Regions from separate parts of the Homo sapiens genome. Here regions 2 and 3 are each linked to region 1. Evidence: chromatin contacts called from ENCODE Hi-C or POLR2A ChIA-PET data. All regions are on one chromosome and are shown on one strand. The core of a region is the stretch at or near the end of the contact, and the rest is flanking DNA. Distances in the headings are between cores, read along the strand shown. Region 1 holds the start of PABPN1 (poly(A) binding protein nuclear 1). Region 2 holds the start of NFATC4 (nuclear factor of activated T cells 4). Region 3 holds the start of TOX4 (TOX high mobility group box family member 4).

Region 1 (3,974 bases), core at 812-3,311:
TTTAAATTATCTCAACTTACTCCCCTTTACTTACCCTTTGGGATGGCCACTAAATTTGTCACACAGTATGGTAACACGGTTGACTGAACCACAGCCATGAAAGTGAGCTTCCAGCTCTTCTGCTGTTGCACCATAGTCCACCTGATGAGAGGAGAAAAATTTCACAGGCACCAGGCAAATTCCTGTCTCAAAAGGAACCCTCCCGAGCCTTTGGTCTGGGCCATCATACACCAAAGCACATGAAATCTGGTAATTTGAGGAATTAATCTCTTTTCCTTCCAAACCCAGAGCCTTTGCTGATTACTGATCATTCCATTACCTTTAACCTCCTTCCCACACTCCCTCCACACCCAAAACCACATCTATCCCGGAGATGTTCCTTTCAGGACTATTAAATAATTCCCCAAAAGAAGAACTTGCCCCCAACCCCAGTCAGAGCCCCAGTACGTACATTGCCAACATAGATGGAACGGGCATCAGCCTCCATCTTCTCCTCAATGGACATGATCACCGGGCCAGCTATCAGGAAAAAATAATTTTTTACAAAAACCACACACTTGTTTTCTACTTGACCAATATGTTGCACTTCCACCACCAGCACTATCCCATAAGCTCAGTGAAGGCAAAGATTTTGGTCTGTGCTGTTCCCTGCTGTACCCACAACCGAGAATAGTGCCTAGTGCATAGCAGGTACTCACTAAATATTCAATAAATTGAAAGAATTAATACACACTTAAAACAGTATAGGAATCCCTCCTGCCTCCAAATCAAATCCCTAATGAATGGCTTTGGTTGAAATGCTTTTAAGAGTGAGCAAAATTAAGTGGGCTGAGACTCCACATTTCTAGATTAAAGGGGAAACCCCTTGCAGCTTGCTTTCTCTTAGAATCCTAAAGCGTCTCCAATTGGAGGAAAAACTATTAGATTTGAAGGTCAAATGCGAGCACGCAACCTCTACAAAGAAAGATAGACGTAGACTAAGAACAAAGAGCAACACAATTATAACAGGCACAAAGGGAGGCACAAGGCTACCACCACCAAAATATACGTTCTGCCTCACAAAGGTCAGAGGAACACACAACGGACTATGACCGCGGCACAGTCATAATAGCTCAGACAAGCAGCTCCAGGGTGCCGAGTATCTAACCCCACATTCCCCATCCTCCCCACAACCCTTCCAACCCGAGAACCCGGGCTCCGCGTGCAACCGCCAGTTACTCACCATTGCCTGGAGGTGGACTCATATTCATCTGCTTCTCTACCTCGTTCTGTAGCTCCTTTAGCTTCTCAGCTTCTTCCTCCATCTCCCTGACTCGAGCTTTGATAGCTTCCAGCTCCTAATATAAGTGGGGAGGGTATGGAGGACAGCTTAAGAGGAACCAACGCAGGGGCTGTGCCCTGCTCTCGGCCAGAGCGCGGCCTCAGCCATGCTCGGCCATTTCCCTCGCCCCATGCGAGGGTCGTGATAAAAGAAAAGCTACCCTCTCTAGAACAACACTAGGCAACCGTGACGCCCGAATCAAGCCAGTCGGGCCCCTTGTAGTGATCGCTGACCCATCCCCGGCCCGACCCGGCCCCAGCCACGTTATTCCCCGCCCAACCCCACCCCCCGCCTGCCACCCGCTCGCCCGAGCTCTGGGCCTCCAGTGACCCGGCCGGCCAGCCGCCGGCCTGCTCGCTCGCCCTCCTTCCCTCACCGGGTCCTCAATGGCGCCGTCCCCCGGGTCACCCTCGACCAGTCCCGGCTCCTCCTCCTCCTCTTGGCTGCCGGGGGCTCCCGAACCAGGCCCAGGGCCCGGAGCTCCCGGGGGGGCGCGGGGCCGGGGCGGCTCCTCTTCGGGCTCGGGCTCCGGCTCGGGCTCCAGCAGCAGCTCCTCAGGCTCCAGTTCCTCAGACTCCAGGCCGTTCCCGTAGTCCCCTGCGCCCCCCGGGGCCCCCTCCCCGGCCTCCCCACCGGCCCCGGGCACAAGATGGCGCCGCCGCCCCGGCCCGGAGCCCCGACCGCCCGCAGCCCCCGCTGCTGCTGCCGCCGCCGCCGCCGCCGCCATCGCCGCTCAGACTGGGGCCCGCCGCCCGGCGATTGGAGAGCTGCGCCGGCCACGCCGAGGACTCATTAGTCAAGCTGCCTGCCCGTCACCATGAGCTAGTACTCCATTGGGGAATATTACTTGGCAATCAAATAAGGCCCCACCTCTAAGGCGGGGCACTGCGCCAAATTCTCAAATCCCGGTAGGGGAAATCTGCCTGTCAATCAACACGCGTCCCACCTCCTATCGAGTCCTTAGGTAATAATACCGCCACGCTGTGACGATATTCCTGCTTCTCCCCGGCCTACGGGCGGGCCCGCGAAGTATGGGACGCTCCGTGATTGGCCCTAGCTAGGCGACTGGAAAGGACCAATCTTCCGATCGCCTCACCGCAGTGGCCCAGTCTCAGATGCCGATTGGCTTGCGAGAGTCGAAGGGGTGACACTCGTTTCGTGACAGGTGAACCTTGCCCCCGAAAGGACTGCCGGGCTTCAAACTTGGGAAACCCGAGGTCACATGACTAGCCAGTCCTAGGGGGCCGCCATCTTGATACTACTGCTTGCCAGCTAGTGAGCTGTTGGCCGGGTGAGGCCCAAAACAGAGCAGCAGTTTCAGGAAACTTGTATCTCGACCAGGAAGCACCAGTAGATGGGATGTTGCTGAAAATGGAGGTTGTGAATGAAGCATTCCAGGAGGGAGCTTACTTTCCCCATCCAGGTTATTGGCACCATCATCCACTAGCTCTCCCGCACCAGAAAGCAGGGAGGATTCCTCAGTCCAGAGCTACTAGTCACAAGTCCTGTCTGTCCCGCCCTCTTGCGTAGGCCTTCTGCTCCCCAGTTCCATTTTCTTTTTCCTGGACAGCTTCCAATGTCACCCCTCCAATCTGCACCGCTAACAGACTGGCCCCCCTTTGCTGGCGAGGTAAAGTCTCAAAACCGTAAATCACGGCCTTCGATACGCCAGCATGTGGTTACTTTGTGGATGTTGTTTCCTTCCACTCTTCTCGTTCCTTTGGGTGTACCTGCACCCAGTCTGTGCCTCTAACATGTAGTCCCCCTTCAATCAAACCACTGCAAACCCCAGCTTCCCCTCATTTCCCAGGACAAGTGGGCCTATCTCCACGGCGCGCTTAATTGTTTTACTGTTTCCTAACTAGGTTGTGAGCGCCTGCAGATGAGGGGCCGGTTCCTATTTATATTCGCATCTCCACGGCCTGGCAATATGCCTACCACATAATGTCCTGTTAGATGTTTGTTGATTGAACAGGCATTGATTGGGGATTTGGGTGCCACCCTTCATTTAAGCCCTCAAGCCCCCAAGATCCCAGAGGAATTTCTCCTGGCAGGTTCCCACTACACCCCTGCACCCCAAGTACCAATGAGACCTAGCCCTGGAAGGCAGGACTGCCATATTTTGGTAGCAGTCCTACACATTTATTAAAAAGAAAGGAATGGCAGTGTACGTTTGCAAGAGAAATTTTTGTGGGCACACTAACCTACAGTTCGAAAGATACATATAGCCCAACCAAAAAGTTAAACAAACATGGTTGGCCGAGGGATTTGGACAAGAGAAGATCCTCATTAGCAAACCAAAAAATCAAGTGACTCATTATACCCCACTATTCCCCTCACCCCCACTTTTTCTCACAATTCCTTACCTCAAGATCTGGGGAACTTGCAGCAGAGTCACAGTCGCTTAAAATTTCACTGCAAATTACTTCATCAGCCATCTCAGCTTCAGTGATCTGGGATAACTAAAGTTGAGCACCGAAGACAAGCTCTAAATGATTGAATACCCTGGAAGAAAGGTCTTTTATACTAATCTTAACCTAATCAAGATTTGTTAATCTTATTGGTACCCAATTTAATCAAGCCAACAAAAGGAAATGTGATTTTTAAAAATGGCTTTGAATCCTATTTTTGTTGAGCGTTTGATTTTGTAATA
Region 2 (3,794 bases), core at 541-3,040, 1.0 Mb before region 1:
TACAGGGCTGCCTCGTCAGAGGCATCGGAGAAGAAGCTCCACGAGGACAGGCTGCTGCTGCCAGGGCTTGGGCTGAAGAAGGCCCCCCCACCCTGGCCCCCTGCTTCTCTGTAGCCCCCAAAGCCTTCTGGTGGGGGGTAATCTCTAGGAGAGCCGTCCCCCCAGGCATCAGGGTTGTCCTCCAGCGCTGCTGGCGGCTCCGGCGTGGGAGAGATGGAGGTGATGCGGATGCTGGGACACTCGAGAACACGGCCACCCCCAGCACCCCCAGCACCCCCTCCTGGTCCTCCCAGCCTCACCGACCTGGCGGGCTGGCTCTCCCAGGTGCCAGGTGAGGGGGCTGGTCGCGGCGGTGGCGAATGCATGCCAGGCCGAGGGGGTGGAGGTCGGGGAATACCGATAGGTGCAGCGCCATAGGGAGGGGGCTCTCCCAAGGCCAGACGGCAGCATGGCGGGGCATCCTCTGAGTCCAGTTCTGTCAAAATGGGAAGAGGAGCAGAGGGAGAGGGGGAAAGAGAGAAGCAGGTGAGATGGCTATGTTCCTTGAGTGGCCAGGCCGCAAGTCCTTCTATGCTCCCTGCCCCTCAGCAAAGAGACCTTCTGAGCCACAAGACAAAAGCAGAGTTGGACCTGGGAAGATGGAGGAGATTGAAGCAGGCATGCCAGGCCTTTGCCCACTGGCCCCTGGATCCTAGGACCGAGGGTACCCGATCCAGTGGGTCTTAAGGTGAGAGAGGTGGGTCCAGAGGGGCTGGAGCTGGGGCTGGGCCTGGAGGCGTGTTTCTTGAGGCACTGGGCTGGACTGGGGGCGACTCACACATGAACCCAATTAGCAGCGGTTCCCAAACCCCCAAACGGCGCTGGCAGGAGCCCCAGTTGCCATCGCAACCGTGGCCAGAGGGGAGGGGGGCGTCAGGGCTGTGGTGACGAGGGGAGGTGGCTCCTCCCTCTCTCCTCGCCATCTAGGGGCGGAGGTGCAGCCGAGGGGGTGATGCGTGCTGGGCCCAGCCGGGGGAAGGGGGGCAGCGGGCAGCGCGGATTCGTGCGAGCGGCGGCCGCCGCCCCCGGCTCGGTCCCCGCCATCTGCCTCTCATTGCGGCCAGACGGGGGAGGGGGAGGGGCGCCCCAGCGAGGCCTGACAGCGCCCCCAGCCCCGGGCGTCCAGTCGGCCGGGCCAGAGCTCGGTCCGCCAGGGGCCAGCTCCAGCGCCAAACCTCCCCTTCCCCTGGCGGCGCCTGGTGCTGTTGGGGCCGTAGTTCCCGCCCGCCCCCCAGTTCAGTGACAGGCGGCCCAGCCGGGAGGCGGCGCACAGCCAACAGCACCCCCACCCCCACCCCAGTCACGACCTAAAAAGGAGAAAGTGGTGCCCGGGCCCCCAGCCTCACTTCCGCAGGCCAACGAGTCCCCCCGACTCCCTTCGACCTCTGACTCCCTCACCCCCCACCCTAGGCTCGCTGCCTTAAATTCCCCAGACTCAGGATCCCCGGCCCTCCTCTCACTGACCCCAAGACCCCTTCCCAGCCCAGCACTAACCTTCCCCCAATCCCCCCGCGCCCAGCGGGGGGGCCTCCTTTTCCTCCCCGAACACCAGCTTAAATTCCAGCTCCTCATCCTCGCAGCTGGCCGCCCCCATGGATCCGGCAGGAGCCCCCAGGTCCCGGCCTGGGTGGGAGGGGGGAGTTCAGGAGGCTGCTGTATCTTCACCCGGGTGGCTCCCTCCCTCCCTTTCTCTGAGAAGCCCCCTCCTCCGTCGCTGCCGCCTCCCTCCAGAAGCCCCCTCGTTATTATAGAAACTTTTCCAAACTTTTTTCCCCCAAACTTCTTCAAAGCGGTCCCCCCCCCAGCCTGTCCCTGATTGGCTGCCGGGGATGCTCCAGCCCCTCCTCCAGGGATGAGATGGGAAAACCACGCGCCCCTCGTCCTCCCCCACCCTCCCTCCCTCTGTCCTCTCTTCAGTCCCTCCCCCTCAAAAAAAAAAAAACTGAATTGGAAAACGGTCCTTCAAGAGTGATACTAATGTTGCCTATTGGTCCGCCGTTGTGACAATCATTTCCCGCAGAGAGCCCAGCCCCCACCTCCCCTAGTCTCAGTTCAAGGTTCTGGGTCCGAGAGCCTTAAAGGGGCCACATCCTGGGCCCCCAGGGTAGAGAGCCCACGGAAGACCCTTTTTTAAATTCTGAAGACTGTGTAGATAGCACCTAGCAAGGCAGAACCACTTCTCCTCCCCTTTCCCTCCAAGCCTGAGGCCAGGAGGGTCCTGGGGGCAGAGTGGCACCGAGTTGCTCGGAAGAGGAAAAGGCTATTCTTCCGCCTCCCTTGCCTGGGGCTACTCTGCCCGGGCCTTCTGGAAGTCTTTGCGCTGCCGAATCAGCGCCTCCATCAGCCATTCCTCCAGGACCCCCAAAGATGAAGAACGCTTAGCCAGCCTGGATGCCTCTGGGAGCAGTCCGAGCCAAAGAGGCTTTGAGAACTGTCCCTAGGCCCACAGCCCTTGATGGGCGTAGATCCAGGCCAGGCTTTGCCGCTGCCCTTGTCCCAGCCACCCAGAGGGGCCGTGAATTAGCCTCCACGGGAAGTTGGCAGCCTCCTCCCTAGAACTGTAGTCTGGAATGAATCTCTGACCCGATAGCATCCCACTCCGGCTCTTCTAAAAATCCTTGCCAGGTTTACTAGGGGCCTGAAACCTCCGGACCCTGTGGGTTCCCCTCCTCTTCCCCCTCCTTGGCCCCCCCGCCCCCAACAGGCTGGACACCTGTCACCTGGGCTGGAGGAGGAAGGAAGACCTGGACTGGAGTTTCCGGGAAAGTCAGGCTTGGAGAGGCCTGGGTTGTGTGAGAGGGAGTTAGATGGGAGATTCGTGACTCGGTGGGAGATACTGGCGAGGCTGGCGGGTAGGAGAGATGGGAGGGTGGTTATCATTTTCTCCCACACACACACAGTTTCAACCTCTCTTAGAGGCCGCGTCTCCAGTCTCTAAATCCCTCCGGTTCAGGGCCGCACCCCCAACGCCGCCCCATCCCAGCAACTAAACGGTTAAGCGACGGCCCCAGGTCAGACGTTTACAAACACTCAGAAGCCGGGCGGGGACCGCGCCCGTTACTCTAATGAGAAACAGGCTCTACGGGACTGGGGAAAGAAGGGAGGGCTGGCCCGACGGGCCGGAGCTCCGCAGCGGCCGAGGCGGCTTCCCTCCCTCCCCTCGGTCCTCCCTCGGGCCCGCCCAGGGGACCACCCCCCCAGTCCCCGGGGACCCCAGTGACGTGCGGAGCTGCCCCGGCTCCGAGCCCAGGGCCGCAACACAGGAGGGGCGGGGAGAAGAGCCCAGGCCGGCGGGGAGAGAAGAATGTTCCGAGGCCGAGCGGGGAAGCGGCCTGGTTTGATTTTCTTCTTTCTTTTTTTTTTTTTTCTTTTTTTTTTCTTTTTTTTCCTTTGGTTGGTCTCCTCAGGTTACATTTCCCTTCCAGCTTCATCTCGGAAATAAAGGAAGGAGAAACCCACGGGGAGGGAGGACGAGGAACACCTCGACCCATCAACCAGCCTGTACCTAAGAGGGCAAGGGAGGTGGGAAGCGGAGGCGAGAAAAGCAGGGATAGAGACCCCGAGGCCCAGCCCCTGTTCCCCCAGACTCTGCCCCTCCCCGGCCCCACTCCCCGCAGGCACAGCACATGCAGACGCACACATTCTTTTCAAATGTCATATTTCCTTTGATCCTGGGCAGCGTTTCTCCATGTGTCTGGCTCAGCTCCTGCCCAGCCAACCGCCTTCCCCTCTCACCCCTGTTTGTTTTCCTGGAG
Region 3 (3,694 bases), core at 867-3,366, 1.8 Mb after region 1:
GTTGCCCAAGCTGGTCTAGAACTCTTGGGCTCATGCAATTCTCCTGCCTCAGCCTCCCAAACAGTTGGGATTACTGGCACGAGCTACTGTGCTGGGCCCAGATTTAGGTTTTATATCATTTCAAAGTTTGCTGCATACTAGATTCACACTTATCCTGCTTATGAGAATAATAAATAAAAGCAACAAAAAAGTTAAACTGGCACTGGGCACATTGGCTCATGCCTGTAATCCTAGCACTTTAGGAGGCTGAGGCGGGCAGATCACTTGAGGCCAGGAGTTAAAGAGCCTGGGTAACAGGGTGAAACCCCGTCTCTACAAAAATTCAAAAAAAAAAAAAAAATTAGCTGGGTGTGGTGGCGCACACCTGTATTCCCAGCTACTTGGGAGGTTGAGGCAGGAGAATCACTTGAGCCCAGGAGGTGGAGGCTGCAGTGAGCCAAGATCGTGCTACTGCACTCCAGCCTGGGCTACAGGGAGACTGTCTCAAAAAAAAAAAGAAAGAAAAAAAAAGTTAAACTAGCAACTGGCCCTTGTCAACCCCATTTTCATCCATGAAAACGTTAGGATTATAGGATAAGCCCATGCAACAGCCACTGACAATTCTTGGTAAAAAAAACTGATGCAAATGGTCCACACCACTTTTGAAAATAAATATAAAAGTCCTCAAAAAATGGCAGATGGTTCAAGACTTCAGTTTCTCAAAGACAGAAATTTTTGTCTGTTCCACCATTCTCTTTTGCCTCTCCCAAACAAGTGATACATATCTATATTATGACAATATTTCAACCAAACTTTTTTAACGAACACTTCAGGGTTTCATCATAACCTTTACTTCTACTTTAAAACAGCATAAGAAACTATAATTACAGCTGTTTGACAGCTGGGGAAACTGTGACATACAAAGATGAAGTAATGTGCCCAACGTCTGAGTCACTGGCAAATTGAAACACATGTCCTACTCAACTCTTTTATATTCTCTAGCAGCTATTTCCTTTCCTCCTGACATTAGCAAAACAAGCTGACACCATGTAGGTAAAGGTAACCACAAATTTTTTATCAAAGTAGGAAATTTAGGCCGGGCGCAATGGCTCAGGCCTGTAATCCCAGCACTCCGGGAGGCCGAGGTGGGTGGATCACCTGAGGTCAGGAGTTCGAAACCAGCCTGGCCAATATGGTGAAACTGCCATCTCTACTAAATATACAAAAATTAGCCGAGCGTGGTGGCGCACGCCTGTAATCCCAGCTACTCGGGAGGCTGAGGCAGGAGAATCGCTTGAACCCAGGAGACAGAGGTTGCAGTGAGCCGAGATCGCACCACTGCACTTCAACCTGGGCGATAAAGCGAGACTCTGTCTCAAAACAAAAGAAAACCAATAAGCTCCTCCCCTCAACCCCAATTTCTTCAGCTGCTGAAACATTTTCTTTCCACTGCGATCCCCTAAGATTACTGTAGCTATTTCTCCCCAGAGAAAGGAGACAATTCCACTCTGTCTTCTAATCCAGAATCCCTTTTCTCTTTAAACAGGTTATCTCTTTCCAATACCTTGCTTTCTGATGACAGCAACTTCCCAAGACTTCCCCAGATAGTCCCCACAGGCTCTAGAAGCAACCGCCACTTTTCTCTAAACACCAATTGCGGCCCTTGGTTCCCAGCCCCCGTCCCCGGAGTCCGTGCTCTCCTCCCCACTACCCTACCCCACCGCTGCCTCAGGCCCTACCCCCGCGGCGTCGGCAGCTCTGGCTCACCTCGGCCCCTGACAGGAAGGGGTGCGAAGGCCCTGTGATCGTCAGGTAATTGTCATTTCCTCCGGGAAACTGGAAACCAAAAGAAAGTCGCGGGGATAAGTTAGGGGGAGCAGGGAGTCAGCTTGGAGCGATGGCTTTTGACCCTGACATTCTGACAACACTCCCCAAACCCCGCTCTCTCTCCTCTCCCGTCAGTCGCCTCTCCGCCCGGCTTCCCGTCCCTGCTTCAACCCGGTCGGCCGCGTTCTCTCGCCAGCCTTCTTAGCTATCAGGTTCCTACCTCCATCTTCACACAACCGCTCCCACCGTCTCAGACCCTCATCGCTCCCACCGCCCCCACTGGACTCGGAACTGCCGTCACTTCCGCAAGGACGTGTGTTCTCTCTGCTGATTGGAAGGAGCGCCGTGGGGCTGCAGAGAGTCAGGCGCTGGGCTATCGCCCCCTGGAGTTTGGAGGGATAAGGGCATGTAGAAGTGCTAGAAGCGTCCCTGGAGGTGGCGTAGGGTACTCCCGACCTAAGGATGATTCCGGGGAGTGCAATAGAGACGTGATCTGGGCTAGAGGAGCCGGAGGGGCGGGGGAGCGGGGGGAAGGGGGAGAAGAAGAAGATCGGTAGATTGAGTGGCTAGAGAGGTCGGAGGTAAGTGGCTATAGAAGTCGGGCGGACCCGGAACCCAGAGGACGCGACACCATGACTTATGCTTATCTCTTCAAGTATATCATCATCGGAGACACAGGTAACCCTCAGGTGGTTCGCCTTCAAGGCTCGGGCGGGCATTCGAAGCTCCCAAATTGGGTGGCGGGGGCGGGGCTCACTTTGTGGGCTGGGCGATTCGAGACGGGCGGGGCGGTTCGGGGCGGCCGGGGGCGGGGCTCGGGAGCCCCCCTTCTCTGGTCCGGGAAGTCCATACTCTGGAAGGTGTTCCAGGGCTGCGTGATTCCGGGAGTGTGCTTTCTCTTTCAGGTGTGGGGAAGTCATGTCTCCTCCTGCAGTTTACAGATAAGCGGTTCCAGCCTGTCCACGACCTCACAATAGGTAAGTGCATCTACTTGTTCCAGAACAGATGATAAAACCTGACTAGCTAAATTGCTAAAGTGGAAAGTTAGCAGCCTTCAGTGTTCGAAGTAAAAAGTTACCCCTCACTACTTTAAACTAGTCCAAACTTATGTTAATGAAGTGACCAATGAAACGTTGATATGTGGGGAGTAGTGTAAGGGAGAGTATATAATTGAAAGGTAACTTTTTAGAGTGTGAGGTATAGACTCGTCATATAATTTTTTTTCAAATACAATTTGTATGTTTATGGAAAATCCCACGAAAGCATAACTGCTTATTTATGAACTCATCTGTGCTTTGAGGTAAATTAATACCAGCCTTACTTTTAAAAAGTAAACACCAATACATGGACATTTTTTATATTGGTGAAGAAGCAAATTGAGGAGTCATCCCTGCCTTAGAATTAATAGGCAAATAAAACTAAAAACTTTCCTTTTAAATGAAAGAGTGTGTTAACAGTTCCTCAAACGCACTGGCGATCCTGGAAAATATTAACCTTTCCCACACGTTTGTGATAAGGCATGGCCTGAAGAGGCTTTTAACTACCCCCTCTTCGTTATCTCCGTAACCCCAGTCCAAATAAACAACATATATGAAACTAGCTTTCTTGCCATGCAAATGCAGTTTCTAAATAAACCCCTACATCCCCATTCTTACCATATTGCTACTTCCAAGTCCCACCTGTATGGAAACCTGAAGCTACCACTGTTCCTAACGGATTTATTTAGAGTCAAATAATTGATGGGGTTAGAAAAGGATTTGGCAGTATCAACTAAAAGGTATTTTAAAGGGAATATTGAGCGAATTCTCACTTTGCGATAGGGGCTAATGATACAATGCTTAACAAGGCAACAATGCTTAATTGTGCCTCTGGCAATTATTGGAAATGT

What was found. A loop is a pair of places that touch in the nucleus more often than their neighbours do. ChIA-PET counts read pairs that join two places held with the same protein, here RNA polymerase II (POLR2A). Pooled maps may share reads with other maps.
Region 2: a map of ascending aorta shows a loop between it and region 1 (2.6-fold over the local background). The contact joins the promoter of NFATC4 here to the promoter of PABPN1 in region 1. A Hi-C loop is called at or near these places in 1 of 168 maps with a recorded cell type or tissue (ascending aorta), 2 of 37 single-sample maps with no recorded cell type and 8 of 50 pooled maps. POLR2A ChIA-PET finds 5 or more read pairs at or near these places in 1 of 52 experiments (activated T-cell).
Region 3: a loop to region 1 is called in a map of naive thymus-derived CD4-positive, alpha-beta T cell, with 18 times the contacts of the local background. The contact joins the promoter of TOX4 here to the promoter of PABPN1 in region 1. A Hi-C loop is called at or near these places in 1 of 168 maps with a recorded cell type or tissue (naive thymus-derived CD4-positive, alpha-beta T cell) and 6 of 50 pooled maps. POLR2A ChIA-PET finds 5 or more read pairs at or near these places in 1 of 52 experiments (BJ).

The regions. Positions count from the first base shown.
Region 1 is chr14:23,319,544-23,323,517 of GRCh38, reverse strand. It overlaps PABPN1 (poly(A) binding protein nuclear 1), which reads right to left and starts at 2,061. Exons shown (of 7, transcript NM_004643.4): 1 at 1,698-2,061; 2 at 1,223-1,337; 3 at 452-519; 4 at 35-141. The coding sequence starts at 2,048. BCL2L2-PABPN1 (BCL2L2-PABPN1 readthrough) reads right to left here. Exons shown (of 8, transcript NM_001387346.1): 4 at 1,223-1,337; 5 at 452-519; 6 at 35-141. RefSeq lists enhancers at 687-1,496, 1,497-2,308, 2,562-2,631, 2,320-2,970 and silencers at 1,602-1,671, 1,732-2,161.
Region 2 is chr14:24,366,180-24,369,973 of GRCh38, reverse strand. It overlaps NFATC4 (nuclear factor of activated T cells 4), which reads right to left and starts at 1,790. Exons shown (of 10, transcript NM_004554.5): 1 at 1,534-1,790; 2 at 1-475. The coding sequence starts at 1,633. LOC124903291 (a long non-coding RNA gene) reads left to right here and starts at 589. Exons shown (of 2, transcript XR_007064085.1): 1 at 589-727; 2 at 3,447-3,794. RefSeq lists silencers at 952-1,331, 3,050-3,359.
Region 3 is chr14:21,475,617-21,479,310 of GRCh38, reverse strand. It overlaps TOX4 (TOX high mobility group box family member 4), which reads right to left and starts at 2,116. Exons shown (of 9, transcript NM_014828.4): 1 at 2,027-2,116; 2 at 1,747-1,815. The coding sequence starts at 2,032. It overlaps RAB2B (RAB2B, member RAS oncogene family), which reads left to right and starts at 2,352. Exons shown (of 8, transcript NM_032846.4): 1 at 2,352-2,484; 2 at 2,712-2,783. The coding sequence starts at 2,439. RefSeq lists enhancers at 2,166-2,235, 2,816-2,935.